Regions from separate parts of the Homo sapiens genome. Here all the other regions are linked to region 4. The links are chromatin contacts, found by Hi-C or POLR2A ChIA-PET in ENCODE. All regions are on one chromosome and are shown on one strand. Each heading gives the region's core, a stretch centred on a gene start or an enhancer-like site at or near the end of the contact. The rest is flanking DNA. Distances are from core to core; before and after follow the strand shown. Region 1 overlaps PPFIA3 (PPFI scaffold protein A3). Region 2 holds the start of C19orf73 (chromosome 19 open reading frame 73). Region 3 holds the start of MED25 (mediator complex subunit 25). Region 4 holds the start of FLT3LG (fms related receptor tyrosine kinase 3 ligand).

The links. A loop is a pair of places that touch in the nucleus more often than their neighbours do. ChIA-PET counts read pairs that join two places held with the same protein, here RNA polymerase II (POLR2A). Pooled maps may share reads with other maps.
Region 1: a pooled map shows a loop between it and region 4 (5-fold over the local background). The contact joins the enhancer-like site here to the promoter of FLT3LG in region 4. A Hi-C loop is called at or near these places in 4 of 50 pooled maps. POLR2A ChIA-PET finds 5 or more read pairs at or near these places in 4 of 52 experiments (WTC11, activated T-cell and naive thymus-derived CD4-positive, alpha-beta T cell).
Region 2: a map of naive thymus-derived CD4-positive, alpha-beta T cell shows a loop between it and region 4 (3-fold over the local background). The contact joins the promoter of C19orf73 here to the promoter of FLT3LG in region 4. A Hi-C loop is called at or near these places in 1 of 168 maps with a recorded cell type or tissue (naive thymus-derived CD4-positive, alpha-beta T cell) and 8 of 50 pooled maps. POLR2A ChIA-PET finds 5 or more read pairs at or near these places in 4 of 52 experiments (A549, H1, HEK293T and 1 more).
Region 3: a loop to region 4 is called in a pooled map, with 6 times the contacts of the local background. The contact joins the promoter of MED25 here to the promoter of FLT3LG in region 4. A Hi-C loop is called at or near these places in 9 of 50 pooled maps. POLR2A ChIA-PET finds 5 or more read pairs at or near these places in 2 of 52 experiments (T-cell and activated CD4-positive, alpha-beta T cell).

Annotation. Positions count from the first base shown.
Region 1 is chr19:49,140,901-49,144,453 of GRCh38, forward strand. PPFIA3 (PPFI scaffold protein A3) reads left to right here. Exons shown (of 30, transcript NM_003660.4): 19 at 520-613; 20 at 1,134-1,215; 21 at 1,904-2,104. Among named protein-coding and RNA genes, the nearest start is that of HRC, 13 kb to the right of the region's middle. RefSeq lists an enhancer at 752-1,345. Within about 2 kb of position 2,116, at least 3 of the 41 ENCODE cell types and tissues checked have a DNase peak (open chromatin) inside an H3K27ac peak, as active enhancers do.
Region 2 is chr19:49,117,165-49,120,559 of GRCh38, forward strand. C19orf73 (chromosome 19 open reading frame 73) reads right to left here and starts at 1,979. Exons shown (of 1, transcript NM_018111.3): 1 at 1,238-1,979. The coding sequence starts at 1,858. The coding sequence ends at 1,469. It overlaps LIN7B (lin-7 cell polarity scaffold B), which reads left to right. Exons shown (of 6, transcript NM_022165.3): 5 at 691-854; 6 at 1,188-1,296. The coding sequence ends at 1,209. It overlaps PPFIA3 (PPFI scaffold protein A3), which reads left to right and starts at 2,380. Exons shown (of 30, transcript NM_003660.4): 1 at 2,380-2,558. RefSeq lists enhancers at 1,290-1,801, 3,164-3,395 and a silencer at 1,991-2,210.
Region 3 is chr19:49,816,717-49,819,794 of GRCh38, forward strand. MED25 (mediator complex subunit 25) reads left to right here and starts at 1,573. Exons shown (of 18, transcript NM_030973.4): 1 at 1,573-1,759; 2 at 1,855-1,900; 3 at 2,456-2,580. The coding sequence starts at 1,626. RefSeq lists an enhancer at 1,132-1,491 and silencers at 1,529-1,695, 1,622-1,781.
Region 4 is chr19:49,472,266-49,475,841 of GRCh38, forward strand. It overlaps FLT3LG (fms related receptor tyrosine kinase 3 ligand), which reads left to right and starts at 1,950. Exons shown (of 9, transcript NM_001459.4): 1 at 1,950-2,016; 2 at 2,338-2,407; 3 at 3,426-3,536. The coding sequence starts at 2,375. RefSeq lists a silencer at 2,329-2,408.

The DNA.
Region 1 (3,553 bases), core at 866-3,365, 330 kb before region 4:
GCCTCAGCCTCCCAAAGTGCTGGGATTACAGGTGTGAGCCACCGTGCCCAGCCACCTATTTTTTAAACAGAGGAAGAGGGTGGGGCATCCTCAAAGCAGGGCACCTTCCTGTGGTGTGCTGGAGCCCGCTGGCACTGGCTCAGGAGATCCGCTATTTCAGGAATTGGCTGACATCACACTGGTAGCTTGAAATTGGCCATGGTGGGATTATTTACACCATGGAAATGGGCAAATGCTACAAATCAGGGATTCCCTTCTGCCTCCCCAAGGAGCCGGTTGTTAGGCATTTACCAGCATACAACTGCCACCTTACCAAGGGCATCCCAGTGCATCCAGCCGTATTTTGGGGATGACTCCAATTCATGGGCGCTTGTCTGCCTTTATCACTTCCTCGATGTGCCCTCACTCACTACTCCCTCAGGGCCTCTGCCTTTCCGGCATTTTCCTCATCACCTCCAGCATGAAAGATTCTGCCTCCCCCTTGAGATTTTCCAAATTTCGACCCCTCCCTGCCTCCAGCTGGAACACCCTCAGATGAGACACTGGCCACTGACCCTCTGGGGCTAGCCAAGCTGACAGGCCCAGGAGACAAGGACCGAAGGAACAAGAGGAAGTGAGTGTGTGTGAGTGTGAGCGTGTGTGTGTGTATGTGAATGTGAGAGTGTGTGAGGGTGTGTGTGTGCGTGTATGTGTGTGTATGAGTGTGTGTGTGTGTGAGAGGGTGTGTGAGTGTGTGTGTGCAGCGGTGGTGGTGGTGAACAGAAATGGGAATTCAATGCTGGGAGGAGGTGTCCGTGATCCTGAACTTGCTTGCCTGGAAACCCAGGAGCTCCTAGAGTTTTTATTTTTTCTTTCTTTTTTTAAAAATTTTTTTTGTATTTTTTACATTTATATTATATTTTTTGTTTCTTTTGTTTTTCTTATTTTGTTCTCTCTTTTGATAGGGGTTGGGGGGAGAGGATTTACAGATTCACATGTATTTTTTGACCTTCTGCCGTGTTTTGTACATTCATAAAAGCTGCGTGTGCGTATGTGCATGTGTGTGTGTGTGTATGTGTGCTGATGGGGGCCATCCACAGAGCAGGGGGTCTCCATCCCTGACAGCTTCTATCCTGGCCCCTTCACCCTTACAGGCATGAACTCCTGGAGGAGGCCTGCCGCCAGGGCCTACCTTTTGCTGCCTGGGACGGGCCCACCGTGGTGTCCTGGCTGGAGGTACTGGGGCCCAGAAATGCCCTGACTGTTGGTCCCCAACCCCTCTGACAGCCCCACTGGTAGGGGCTGCCTGGTCCTCCTGGCGCACCCTGCTTCTAGCCCAGAGGTGGGGGTGGCCATGGGCCTGGCAGGTGAGGACCCAGGAGGGCTCGGGCTTCCTGTTCACCTAAACAGTTTCTTTCTCCTTCTCCTTCTGCCCCTGCCACTCTGGCCTTGCCCACCTGGGTCATGGTCTCCTGTCGTTCTCTCTACTCTCTCTTTCTGGATTCTCTGTCTCTATTTTTCGGCACCATTCCCATCTCTGACCACGCTTTTGTCATTCCCCATATTTCTCCTCATGTCTCCGATCGCCCTGCCGATGTCTCCCTGTCTCCGGCTTCCTGTCTCTCCCCACCCTCTATTTCTCTCTCTCTATTTCTTTCTCTCTCTCTCTCTTTCTCTCTCCCTCTCCCTCTTCCCCCACCCGCCCCCCGCCCCCCGTTTCTCTCCCTATTTGTCTCCCTCGGACTCTCCCTCATCTCGTCCACGTCTCTTTTCCTTGTCCTGTTTCTTCTCCTTGCGAACTTTCCCACGTCTCTGTTTCGCTCCCCACCCCCTTGCCTTTCCCCACCTCCCTGTTCCCCCATCTCTCCGATTTTCTCCTCCTCTGTCCCTCTGTCCCCTCTGTCCCTCTGTCCCTCCGCTGCAGCTGTGGGTGGGCATGCCTGCCTGGTATGTGGCCGCCTGCCGGGCCAATGTCAAGAGCGGTGCCATCATGGCCAACCTGTCAGACACGGAGATCCAGCGCGAGATCGGCATCAGCAACCCGCTGCACCGACTCAAGCTACGCCTCGCCATCCAGGAGATGGTCTCGCTCACCTCGCCCTCAGCCCCCGCCTCCTCCCGCACTGTGAGTGTCCGGCGGCCAATTCCAGCCTTCGCTTCCTCAGAGCCCCGCCTCTTGCCCTCAGTCTAGCCAATCCTGGGCCTGCTCACTCCCCTGTCCCACGACCCTGCTTCTCATTGGCTTTTACCCCCCTCAGCCTCCCCTCCACTCCTAACTTGGCCTGTGGTCCGTCCCTGTGGTACTCCAGGAGGGGCCCAGGCCACCTCCTTCCCTGACTCTCTCCCTCTCCTCGGCATTTGCTGTCCCACTCAAATGTCACCACCTCTAAGAAGCTTTCTTTGTCAGCTAAACGAGTTTCCCCATCATTCCGGCATATCAGCACCTTCTAATTTTCCCCATAGCATTTATTGCCTTCTAATTATTTTATCTTTTCTTTCCTTTTTTTTTGGAGACAGAGTTTCGCTCTTGTTGTCCAGGCTGGAGTGCAATGGCGCTATCTCCGCTCACTGCAACCCCTGCCTCCCGGGTTCAAGCCATTCTCCTGTCTCAGCCTCCTGAGTAGCTGGGATTACAGGCGCCCGCCACCACGCCCAGTTAATTTTTGTATTTTTAGTAGAGACAGGGTTTTGACACGTTGGCCAGACTGGTCTTGAACTCCCGACCTCAGGTGATCCGCCCGCCTCGGCCTCCCAAAGTGTTGAGATTACAGGCGTGAGCCCCTACGCCTGGCCCTCGTTCCAACTTTTGATTACGAGACATTTCAAACATACAGAAAATCATGTGTACCCAGTTCAGCGATTCTCAAACTTTTGCTGTACTTGCTCTGTTGTGTGTGTGGGGTGGAGGCGGGGAGTGGGGAGTACAGGTTGAGTGTCCCTTACTTGAAATACGTGGGACCAGAAGTGTTTAGAATTTCTGATTTTAAAAAGTTTTTTTTGAATATTTGCATATAAATGAAATATCTTGGGGATGGGAGCCAAGCCTAAACATGAAATTCATTTATGTTTCATATGCATCTCATACACATGCCTAAAAAGAATTTTATACAATATTTTATTTTTTATTTTTATTTTATTTTTTCGAGATGGGAGTCTTGCTTTGTCGCCAAGGCTGGAGTGCAATGGTGCGACCTCGACTCACTGCAACCTCTGCCTCCTGGGTGCAAGCAATTCCAATCCTCTGCCTCAACCTTCCGAGTAGCTGGGATTATAGGCGCCCACCACCACGCCCTGCTAATTTTTGTATTCTTAGTAGAGATGGGGTTTCACCATCTTGGCCAGGCTGGTCTTGAACTCCTGACCTCGTGATCCACCTGCCTCAGCCTCCCAAAGTGCTGGGATTACAGGCGTGAGCCACCGTGCCCGGCCTACAATATTTTAAATAGCTTTGTGCATGAAACAAAGTTTTGACTGCATTTTGTTTGTGACTTGTCACATGAGGTCAGGTGGGGGATTTTCCTCTTGTGGCTTCGTGTCAGCACGTAAGTTTAGGGCCAAGCACTGTGGCTCACAC
Region 2 (3,395 bases), core at 729-3,228, 360 kb before region 4:
GAACCTGGGAGGCAGAGGTTGCAGTGAGCTGAGATAGCACCACTGCACTCCAGCGTGGGTGACAGAGTGAGACTCCCTCTCAAAAAAAAAAAAAAAAAACAAAACTCACTGTGGTTAGAGTTGAGGGAAGCATAACTGGAGAGATGGCTGGGGTCAGCCATACAGGACCTGAGTGCCAGCCTGAGAAGCTGGGACTTTGTCCCATGGGTGCTGGGGAGCTATGGGAGGGGTGAGCCAGGGATAAACTCAGCTTGCAGGTGCAGAAGGACCACTCTGGGACTCTATGGGAGATGAACTGAGGGGAGAGATTAGAAGCCAGGCCAGGGAGGAGGCTGGGGTAAGAGTCCAGAGAAAAGAGGACAAGGCCTGAGCTGGCCCAGGGCTGTGGGGACAAAAAAGAGGGAGTCAAGGCGGGCGGACATTAGTGGGCTGTGGGCAGGGAGGCCACAAAGATGGGTCTGGACGTTTGGCCAGGGACTGAGGGAACACGGGGCTGTCCCTGACATGGGAATCCTGGGAGGTTTTGGAGGAGGACACTGAACCAGGAGTTAATGACTCCCACGAGGAGGACATGAGGCATTGACATCTCAGGGCTGGCACCAGGCTCACTAGCAGTGGGTCCCATCTCCCAGTGGGGGCTGGACGAGGGCAGCGGGCCCCAGGCTCAGCTGTCTGTGTTGGGCCCTGCAGAGCGTTGAGGGTGAGCAGCATGAGAAGGCGGTGGAGCTGCTGAAGGCGGCCCAGGGCTCGGTGAAGCTGGTTGTCCGTTACACACCGCGAGTGCTGGAGGAGATGGAGGCCCGGTTCGAGAAGATGCGCTCTGCCCGCCGGCGCCAACAGCATCAGAGCTACTCGTGAGCCCCTGGGTCACCACACCCCTGGGGCCTCCACGGGCTCCCTTTAACCCCAGGCTCCCAAACCAGGCCAGTGCTTCCTGGATCTTCCAGCCCTGGCCCCTCCTCTGGGATCCTGACCCTTGACCCTTGGCCCAGGCTCTCACCCCAGGCTAGTTTGGCCAAATCCCCTGGGGAGCCCTTAGCTTCCTTCCATCCCAAGATACGGAACCTACTGTGGCTGGGATCCCTCAGCCCACTTACCTGGGCCCTTGCCTCTGCAACCCCAGTCCTGCCCCTCTTGTCTACCCGGAGCCTCCCTGATCCCGGGTCCCTTGTCCACCCCCCTTGCAGGTCCTTGGAGTCTCGAGGTTGAAACCACAGATCTGGACGTTCACGTGCACTCTCTTCCTGTACAGTATTTATTGTTCCTGGCACTTTATTTAAAGATATTTGACCCTCACTGAGTGTCTGTGTGTCTGTCCTGCATCCCTGGGTTGGTGTCTTGAGATGTGGAGGGAATGCGAGGAGCTGAGGTCAGGCCAAGCCGTTGAGAAGCCTTTTCCAGAGTCTGAGAACAGAGGTTAAGACCTCTCCCTAGGTCTGAAGGCGGAGACAGGCCGGCTTCCAAGAGACTAGTCCGAGGGCGGAGGGCGGAGGCAGGGACCCAGTCTGGGTCTGAGTGCTGGGGCAGAACTGAGGACAACGCTGCCTACCCTTAAGAGCGTCTGAGGGCGAAGGCCAAGTCCCTTCCTCCAGAGTCCTGAAACGCAGCCGGAGCCAGTGGGCGGCCTCTGTGTGGGCGGGGCGGAGCGAACCATTAGCCTCGTCCGCCGGGGGAACCCTGCAGGCCGCACTACTGTCTGCGTGGGAGTCGCGGGTGGGGGTGCCGCGTGCAGTTCCCGAGGCGGGCGCAGGGGTGCAGAATGAGGTGCCCTCGCCCACCGGGCGCTCACTCCACCTTCCAAACACAGCGCGTCTTTCCGGAAGCAGCCCCCGCCTTGAAATCCAACCTTTAGCCTCATCCCGCTGCCCGCCCAGCCCTCGTGTCCCGTGCGGCGCGAGGGCTAGTGCGCGCCACTGCCGGGAGCCGGGGTCGCGACTCGCGTTCCACGCCGCGCGCTACTCGCTCCAGGTGACATCATCCCCCTGCCGGGCTCCGCCTCCCGCCCCAGCCGCCTCACGCCGCGTGCCTATTGGTCGACGCGCCTTATGCCCCGCCTCTCGCTCTCCGCCCGCGCGACCCCTCCCGGCCGGTGTGGAGGCGGGGTCTAGTCGCCGGCCGGCGCCGACGCTCTCTCCCATTGGCCGCTCTTCGCCGTCTGTCAGTCTCCTGTTAAAGGGGCCACGACCGCCCGGGAGCCGTGGGGGGGGAGGGGGAGGGAGGAGGAATTTTTTTGGGGGGAAGGTGGGATTTGGGGGGCGCTGGTGGGCACCCCTGGATCTGGCGGCTGCGGCCTCGCGGGGGGAGGCTGATCGGTGACAGGGGCAGGGGGCTATTTTGGGGGTAGAAGGCAGTGAGAGCGTGAGGGGGAGGGGGGTCCCCAGCGCCCAAGCCGGAGCCAGAGACGCGGAGCCCGCGCGAGCGTCGGAGACAGGGCTCCAGGGCTCCGAAGCGACAGAGCCGGGCCCCGGCCGCTGCCAGGGGCCCCGCCCGGCCCCCCCACTCCACCCCACGTCCCTCCTGCAGCCCAGCTCCGCCCGCAGCCGCCGCGGACCAGGCAGGTAAGAGCCCGGCCCGGCCCTCCTGGCAGCGCCCACCCTGGGGACCCCTTGGCGAGCCTCCCCCGCCTCCCCGAGATCCCGGATTCCCTTCCTCATCCCAGGGGACCCCCGAGCCCAGATTTCACACCCCAACCCCGGGGACTCAGGCGTGCCCCTCCCGGCGCCCAGAGTCCCCGACCGAACCCTAGAATCCCGGGCGCACCGCCGCCTCGCGCCTCCTCCAGGGCCCAGGAGCTTGGATTTCCCGGTCCGGCCCCGGGACCCCTCCTAGAGCCTAGATCCCCCTTCCTGACCCTGTCCTGGGAGCTCCAGACACCCGCCGCGGCGGTGCCAGACTCCCCAGACGCGTCCGCATCGTCCCCGCTTCGCGCACTCCGTCTCCCGTCGCCAGCCTCGGGCTTGCACAGCCGGCTGCGTCCCACGGTCCAGGCAGGCTCGGCGGCCGCCCTGGACACAGGCCCGCTCTGGAGCTGTCCATGGTCAGCGCGCTCGGCAGCCTCGCCTCCCCCCACCTCCTGCCGCCGCCACCAGGGAGGGGGCGCAGGCGGCGCGGGGATCCCCCCGCCGCGCCTTTGACCCGGGAATACCCGGGCCCTCCCCGACCAGGGCGCCCCAGCCTCTGGGTTCTGCCGGCCAGGCTCGTGGCCCCGTCCTCGGCACCCCAGGTTCCTGGGACTCCAGCTGCTCCCTGAGGATCCAGGGCTTCTGAATTTTCCTATTCTGGTCGCCGTGGGGACCATGGCACCCGGGGATGCAGCTCCCACCCCGTTCGGGAAGCCTGTCCGTGTCTACACCTCTGCTGGCCCCAGGTGGTAGCCCTCACCCCGTCAGCACCTA
Region 3 (3,078 bases), core at 323-2,822, 340 kb after region 4:
CCTCGGGTGATCTGCCCGCCTTGGCCTCCCAAAGTGCTGGGATTACAAGCGTGAGCCACGGCGTCCGGCCCTGGTCAGGTTTCTTTCTATTAAAACAAATATAAAGTGGCAGGGCACGATGGCTAACACCTGGGATCGCTTTAGCCGAGGAGTTTGAGACACGCCAGAGCAACACAGTGAGACCCCATCTCTACAAAAAATTTAAAAATTAGCTGGAAGTGGTAGTGCGCGGCTGTGGTCCCAGCTGCTCCACAGGCTGAAGAGTGGCTCCAGTGCGAGTAGAGGCTGCCGTGAGCCAAGATTGGGCCACTGCACTTCAACCTGCACAACAGAAAGAGACCCTGCCTCAAAAAATAAAAATTAAAATTAAAAGATAATAGTAATGAAGTGTTTCTATTTTTCTATATTGTTATTCATCAGTAAGATTTATTTGCGTAGTACATTTCTGTCAACAAACACGCTAGAAAGATTTTCCCAGTTGGCCGTATATTTTTCAACTTGGTTTATACAGTCTTTTGGGAAAAATTAATGAAGACTACGTTTTCTAACTTTGCTGTAGTGCTAAGAAACTCCATGGCAGTCATTAAGATTTTTTCCCTTCAGATAGTTTTCGGGTTTCATTTGTTGCACTTACATTTTTAATCCACCTGGAATGTATTTACGTTCTAAGCCAGTTTCTGGCTCCTCTCCCAGAAAACAACGCTCAGGTGTTGCTTAGCAACCCGCACTTGGTTTGGTGTTCGGCTTCTTTTCGGGGGGGAAAACAACTGCCCTCCCTTCCAAGTTGAGGACGACCTTAAAGCGTCGCCTAGTAACCTCGTTTCCGCCGATGTGATTGGATCCTTCTCGCGTCCCTCCCCTAGTCCCCACGCCCGAAAGAACAGAACCAGAAACTTAATCTAACGGTTACAAAACAAGGGCAGCGGGCCCGGCGCGGTGGCTCACGCCTGTAATCTCAGCACTTTGGGAAGCCAAGGCGGGCGAATCACTTGAGGTCAGGAGTTCGAGAACAGCCTGGCCCACAGGGTGAAACTCTTTCTCTACTAAAAATACAAAAATTAGCGGGGCGTGGTTGCGGGCACCTGTAATCCCAGCTACTCGGGAGGCTGAGGCAGGAGAATCGCTTGAACCCGGGAAGCGGAGGTTGTAGTGAGCCGAGATCGCGCCACTGCACTCCAGCCTGGGCGACAGGGCGAGACTCCCGTTTCGAAAAAACAAACAAACAAAAAACAAAACACAAAAACGAAAACAAGGGCAGCGTACGCGTTGCATAGCAACCAGGTCTCCTGCCCCTCCCTTTGAGACAAGAGGCGGACCTGGACGCCCCGCTCAAAGATGGCGGCTGACTGAGCCGCTTTCAATTTATTTAGCTTTTGACAATAATTCCGTCTAACCCATCAGGCCCCTAGAAGGGCTAACTATGCCCTTTCTGAGTCTTCCACGCGGTGGGGGCGAAGGAGGATGGAGCTAGAACGAAGCCTCAGCGCGTGCCCCGCACAAACATGGCAGCATTCCCAGCAGCCCTAAACCGCCCGACGCGAGCGCGCGCGCGGCGCAGGCGCATTTCTGCTCATTCCGCGGCGTCGGCTGCGGCTGCAGTGGTGGTGGCGGGTACCGCACGGGGTATGGTCCCCGGGTCCGAGGGCCCGGCCCGCGCCGGGAGCGTGGTGGCCGACGTGGTGTTTGTGATTGAGGGTACGGCCAACCTGGGACCCTACTTCGAGGGGCTCCGCAAGCACTACCTGCTCCCGGCCATCGAGTGAGTGCTGTTTCCGCGACTCTAACCCCGCCCTCCCACTTCAGTTTCGCACAGTTTCTTGCCTGACTCCGACCTTTCACTTCCTACCCTCACAGGTATTTTAATGGTGGTCCTCCTGCTGAGACGGACTTCGGGGGAGACGTGAGTCTAGGGACTCCTGGGCCTGAGGGAGGAGGGGCCGGGGGCCTGGACTCCTGGGTCTGAGGGAGGGAGAAAGGGCTGGGCCTGGACTCCTGAGTTTGAGGGAGGAGGGGCTGGGGGTCTGGACTCCTTGTTCTGAGGGAGGAGGGCCTGGGGGCCTGGACTCCTGGGTCTGAGGGTGGAGGCGCTGGGGCCCGGATTCCTGGGTCCGAGGGAGGAGGGAGCTAGGGGCCCAGATCCCTGGGTCTGAGGGAGGAAGGGCTGGGCGTCTGGACTGCTGGGTCTGAGAAAGGAGGAGCTGAGGCCTGGATTCCTGGGTCTGAGGGAGGAGGTGCTGGGGCCTGGGCTCCTGGGTCTGAGGGAGGAGGGGCCGGGGGCCTGGATTCCTGGGTCTGAGGGAGAAGGGGCTGGGGCCGAGATTGCTGGGTCTGAGGAAGGAGGAAGCTGAGGAGTTCCTGGTTCTGGAGGAACGGGAAGCTGGGAGCCCTGATTCCTTCTCTAAGGGAAAAGGGAATTGAGGTCCCAGATTAAAAGTTTTCTGTCCTCCCCTCCCAGTATGGGGGGACCCAGTACAGCCTCGTGGTGTTCAACACAGTGGACTGCGCTCCCGAGTCCTACGTACAATGTCACGCTCCCACCAGCAGCGCCTATGAGTTTGTCACCTGGCTCGATGGCATTAAGTGAGCTTTCCCCCACTTGGGGTGGGTTGCTGGTCCCTGTGAGGGGCCGTGAATGAGTGATGGCTTGGGGTGGTTGGTGTCCCCGTGAGAGGCTGTGAATAAGTGATGGCTTGGGGTGGTTGGTGTCCCCGTGAGGGGCTGTGAATAAGTAATGGCTTGGGGTGGTTGGGGTCCCTGCGAGGGGCCGTGAATGAGCGATGGCTTGGGTTTGAGCTGCAGGAAACATCTCATACATTAAGGGATTGAAAGGACTTTGAGGGTGATTGTGTTTTTGTCAGAAGTCACTTTTGTGGTGGCTTCTGTGTGCTCAGCAATGTTGCCATCAGTTTAGAAGTAGGAAAAACCTTCCCATTCAGGGAGGCCTGGCTGAGCTCCAGCAGCCACCTTGTACTCCCTGTGTGATTGTCCCCTTTCTGTCCTCTCTTTTTCCGTCTACCCCTGTCCTCCTTTTCCAGATGGGTACATTGTAGCCTCAGTGCAGGGGGATGGGTCAGAGCC
Region 4 (3,576 bases), core at 700-3,199:
AGTTTGAGAGCAGCCTGGCCAACACAGTGAAACCCTGTCTGTACTAAAAATACAAAAATTAGCTGGGTGTGGTGGCGGGCACCTGTAATCCCAATTACTCAGGAGGCTGAGGCAGAAGAATCACTCGAACCCAGGAGGCAGAGGTTGCAGTGAGCTGAGAGCACACACTTCACTCTAGTCTGGGCAACAGAGCAAGGCTCCATCTCAAAGAAAAAAAAAATGAGAGTTTTCCGGACTAGGTGTGGCAGTTCACACCTGTAATCCCAGCACTTTGGGAGGCCGAGGTGGGTGGATCACTTGTCAGAAGTTTGAGACCAGCCTGGGCACCATGGTGAAATCCCGTCTCTACTAAAATTATAAAAATTAGCCAGGCGTGGTGGCGGCACCTGAAATCCCAGCTATCTGGGAGGCAGGAGAATTGCTTGAACCTGGGAGGCAGAGGGGGAGCTTGCAGTGAGCCAAGATCGTGCCACTGCACTCCAGCCTGGGCAACACAGCGAGACTCGGTCTCAAAAAAAAAAGAGAGAGAGAGAGGAGTCTTCTGGAAGGCTACAGAGATTCCCTAGAGGCAATAGGGCGATAGGGCAGGACACACATTGAGGGGCCCCAGGACTTGGTCAGGAAGGAGCTAGAGCAGGTCCTTTGTCCATGGGCCACATGAGCTATTGGGGCTTGTATCTCTGCCTCTCTGCTTCATTTAAATCTTTCTAGCCAGATGGAAGGTCTGACCATTGGGTGCGACAAGGCAGCTAACCCAGGCTGAACAGGAAGTGAGGCAGGCAGAGGGATCAGGGAAGGGAAATGGATGATGAAGGCCAGGACGGGCGAGGCTTTGCTGCAGTAACACATAACCCCCGAATCTGCGTGGGCCACAACCACAACATTAGTTTGTTGCTTACACTCCCTGTGCTCATCCGGGGCTGGCAGGATCCCTGTGCTCCTCCGAGTGGCACAGGAAACTTGGCTGATAGAGGCGCTCTCTCCATGCATCCTCCACCATCCACTCCCCGGTCCCTTAGACTTCCATTCAGAAGTGACACCTGTCACCTCCACCCTCATGTGACTGGCCAAAGTGAGTGTGGCCATGTCCGAGTTCCCCAGGATGGGACCTCGAATCCTCCTGCTGGGGGGGTGGGGGCAGCAGATGTTTCAGGACAGTCTGCCACGGATCAGATGGGTGAGCAAGAGATTCAGGATGGGCGTGATGGGTCACACCTGTAATCCCAGCATTTTGGGAGGCCGAGGCAGGCTGATCACCTGAGGTCAGGAGTTCGAGATCAGCCTGGCCAACATAGTGAAACCTCGTCTCTACTAAAAATACAAAAATTAGCCGGGCATGGTGGCACGCACCTGCAATTCCAGCTACTTGGGAGCCTGAGGCACAAGAATTGCTTAAGCCCAGGAGGCGGAGGTTGCCGTGAGCCGAGACTGTGCCACTGCACTCCAGCCTGGGCAACAGAGTGAGACCCCATCTAAAAAAAAAAAATGCTTCAGAGATTCAGAGATCCACAGATGTGGAAGAGAGCTTCTATTTTGTCTCATGTACCACCTCACCCCTCAGTTTGGAGTTGGAGAAGCCGAGGCTTAGAGAGGTCAAGGGGCTGGCCAAGCTCCCACAGTGATAAAGCTAGTGCTAGGGCGACACCTGCCAGGCCCAATGTGACAAGATGCATCCTGAGTCCTGTGTGCCAAGCCTTGGCGGGGCAAAGTTGGGGCCCGGAGGACGGTAAGACACAGCAACTGCGAGTTCCCAGAGACAGATCCGGGTTCCAGCCCCAGCTCACCATGCACTGGGCGTGCCACCCAGGGAGTCAGCCCCACTGCAGCCCCCGCTGCGGGGCGTCCGGAGAACGCGCCATCTGCGGCGTGAGCGGCCGCCTCTCACCACCAGGGGGCGCGCTCCGCCTGGGCCCAGATTCCACCCCTTGACTGTCTCCCCCCAAAAATTTCCTTTCACTTTCGGTCTCTGGCTGTCACCCGGCTTGGCCCCTTCCACACCCAACTGGGGCAAGCCTGGTGCGTGAGGAGACTTGGACTCTAGGTCCCCAAGGGGCGGAGCCAGGGTCCCCACTCCTGGGGCAGGGGGAGCAGAGGGTGGGGGGCTGGGTTCCCGGGTCCCTAACCTGGGGAGGGTTCTGGGGACCAGACGTCGAGGTTCTTAGAAGTGGAGATGAAGAGTTTTCACCGTAACTGGGGCAGACGCAGGAAGCCTGGGGGAGGAAGGGGCGGAAACTCAGCCACATCAATGGGACGCGGGAGGGGCGGGGAGGCAAAGGGGCGGGCAGGGCAGGGGCTGGGGCATGAGGGTCCGAGACTTGTTCTTCTGTCCCTTCCAAGACCCGGCGACAGGAGGCATGAGGGGCCCCCGGCCGAAATGACAGTGCTGGCGCCAGCCTGGAGCCCAACAGTGCGTAAACCCCAGGGACAAGATCAGGGGAGAGGGGAGGCACAATGTCAGGATGGGGCAGAGATGAGGGGAGATGGACGGGAGAACAGATGGACAGATGACGAGGAAATAGGAGGGGAGATGGACAGATGTGAGGGGAGATGGATAGGAGAGGAGACGGACAGAGGAGGGGGAGATGGACAGAGGATGGGGAGATGGACAGAGGAGGGGGAGATAGAGGAGAGGGAGATAGAGAGGAGTGGGAGATGGACAGGAGCGGGGAGATGGACAGAGGAGGGGGAGATGGACAGAGGAGAGGGCAGATGAACAGAGGAGAGGGAGATAAAGAGGAGGGAGGTGGACAGGAGGAGGGAGATGGACAGAGAAGGGGGAGATGGACAGAGGTGGGGGAGATGGACAGGAGGGAAGATGGAGAGGAGGGGGTATGGACAGAGGAGAGGGGAGATGGACAGGAGGGGGAGATGGACAGAGGAGAGGGAGATGAAGAGGAGGGGGAGGTGGACAGGAGGAGGGAGACGGACAGAGGAGAGGAAGAGAGACAGAGGAGGGGGGAGATGGACAGAGGAGGGGGAGATGGACAGAAAAGGGGGGAGATGGACAGAGGAGAGGGAAGGTGGACAGAGCCAAGAACAAATGAAGAGGACGTGGACCAAGATCAAGAGAGAAGCAGGCAACAGTGGTGTAGAAGGCAGAGGGAGGGACAGAGCTGGAGGAACCCGGGCGAGGAAACCAGACGTGAAGATGAGGTGGTTGGAGAGAGACCAGCAGAGTGGGGGAGATGGGGAGAGAGAGGGGTGGGGCAGAGGGGGATGCAAACTGGACAGCATTGGACCAGAGGCAGAGAGAAACCGGGAAAGACAGGCAGAGATGGGGCCATGTCTCCAGAAAGTGTGGAAGAGGCAGAAGGACACCCAGGGAAGGAGGAGCGGGGAAGACAGAACAGTACAGGTGGGAAGCCCGGAGGAGGGGGCTGTGTGTGGAACAGCAGAGGGCTCCCCCAGCACCCGCTCCCCTGCAGACCTATCTCCTCCTGCTGCTGCTGCTGAGCTCGGGACTCAGTGGGACCCAGGACTGCTCCTTCCAACACAGCCCCATCTCCTCCGACTTCGCTGTCAAAATCCGTGAGCTGGTGAGCGGCGCTGCCCCGGACCCCCTCATGTGATCCCCCT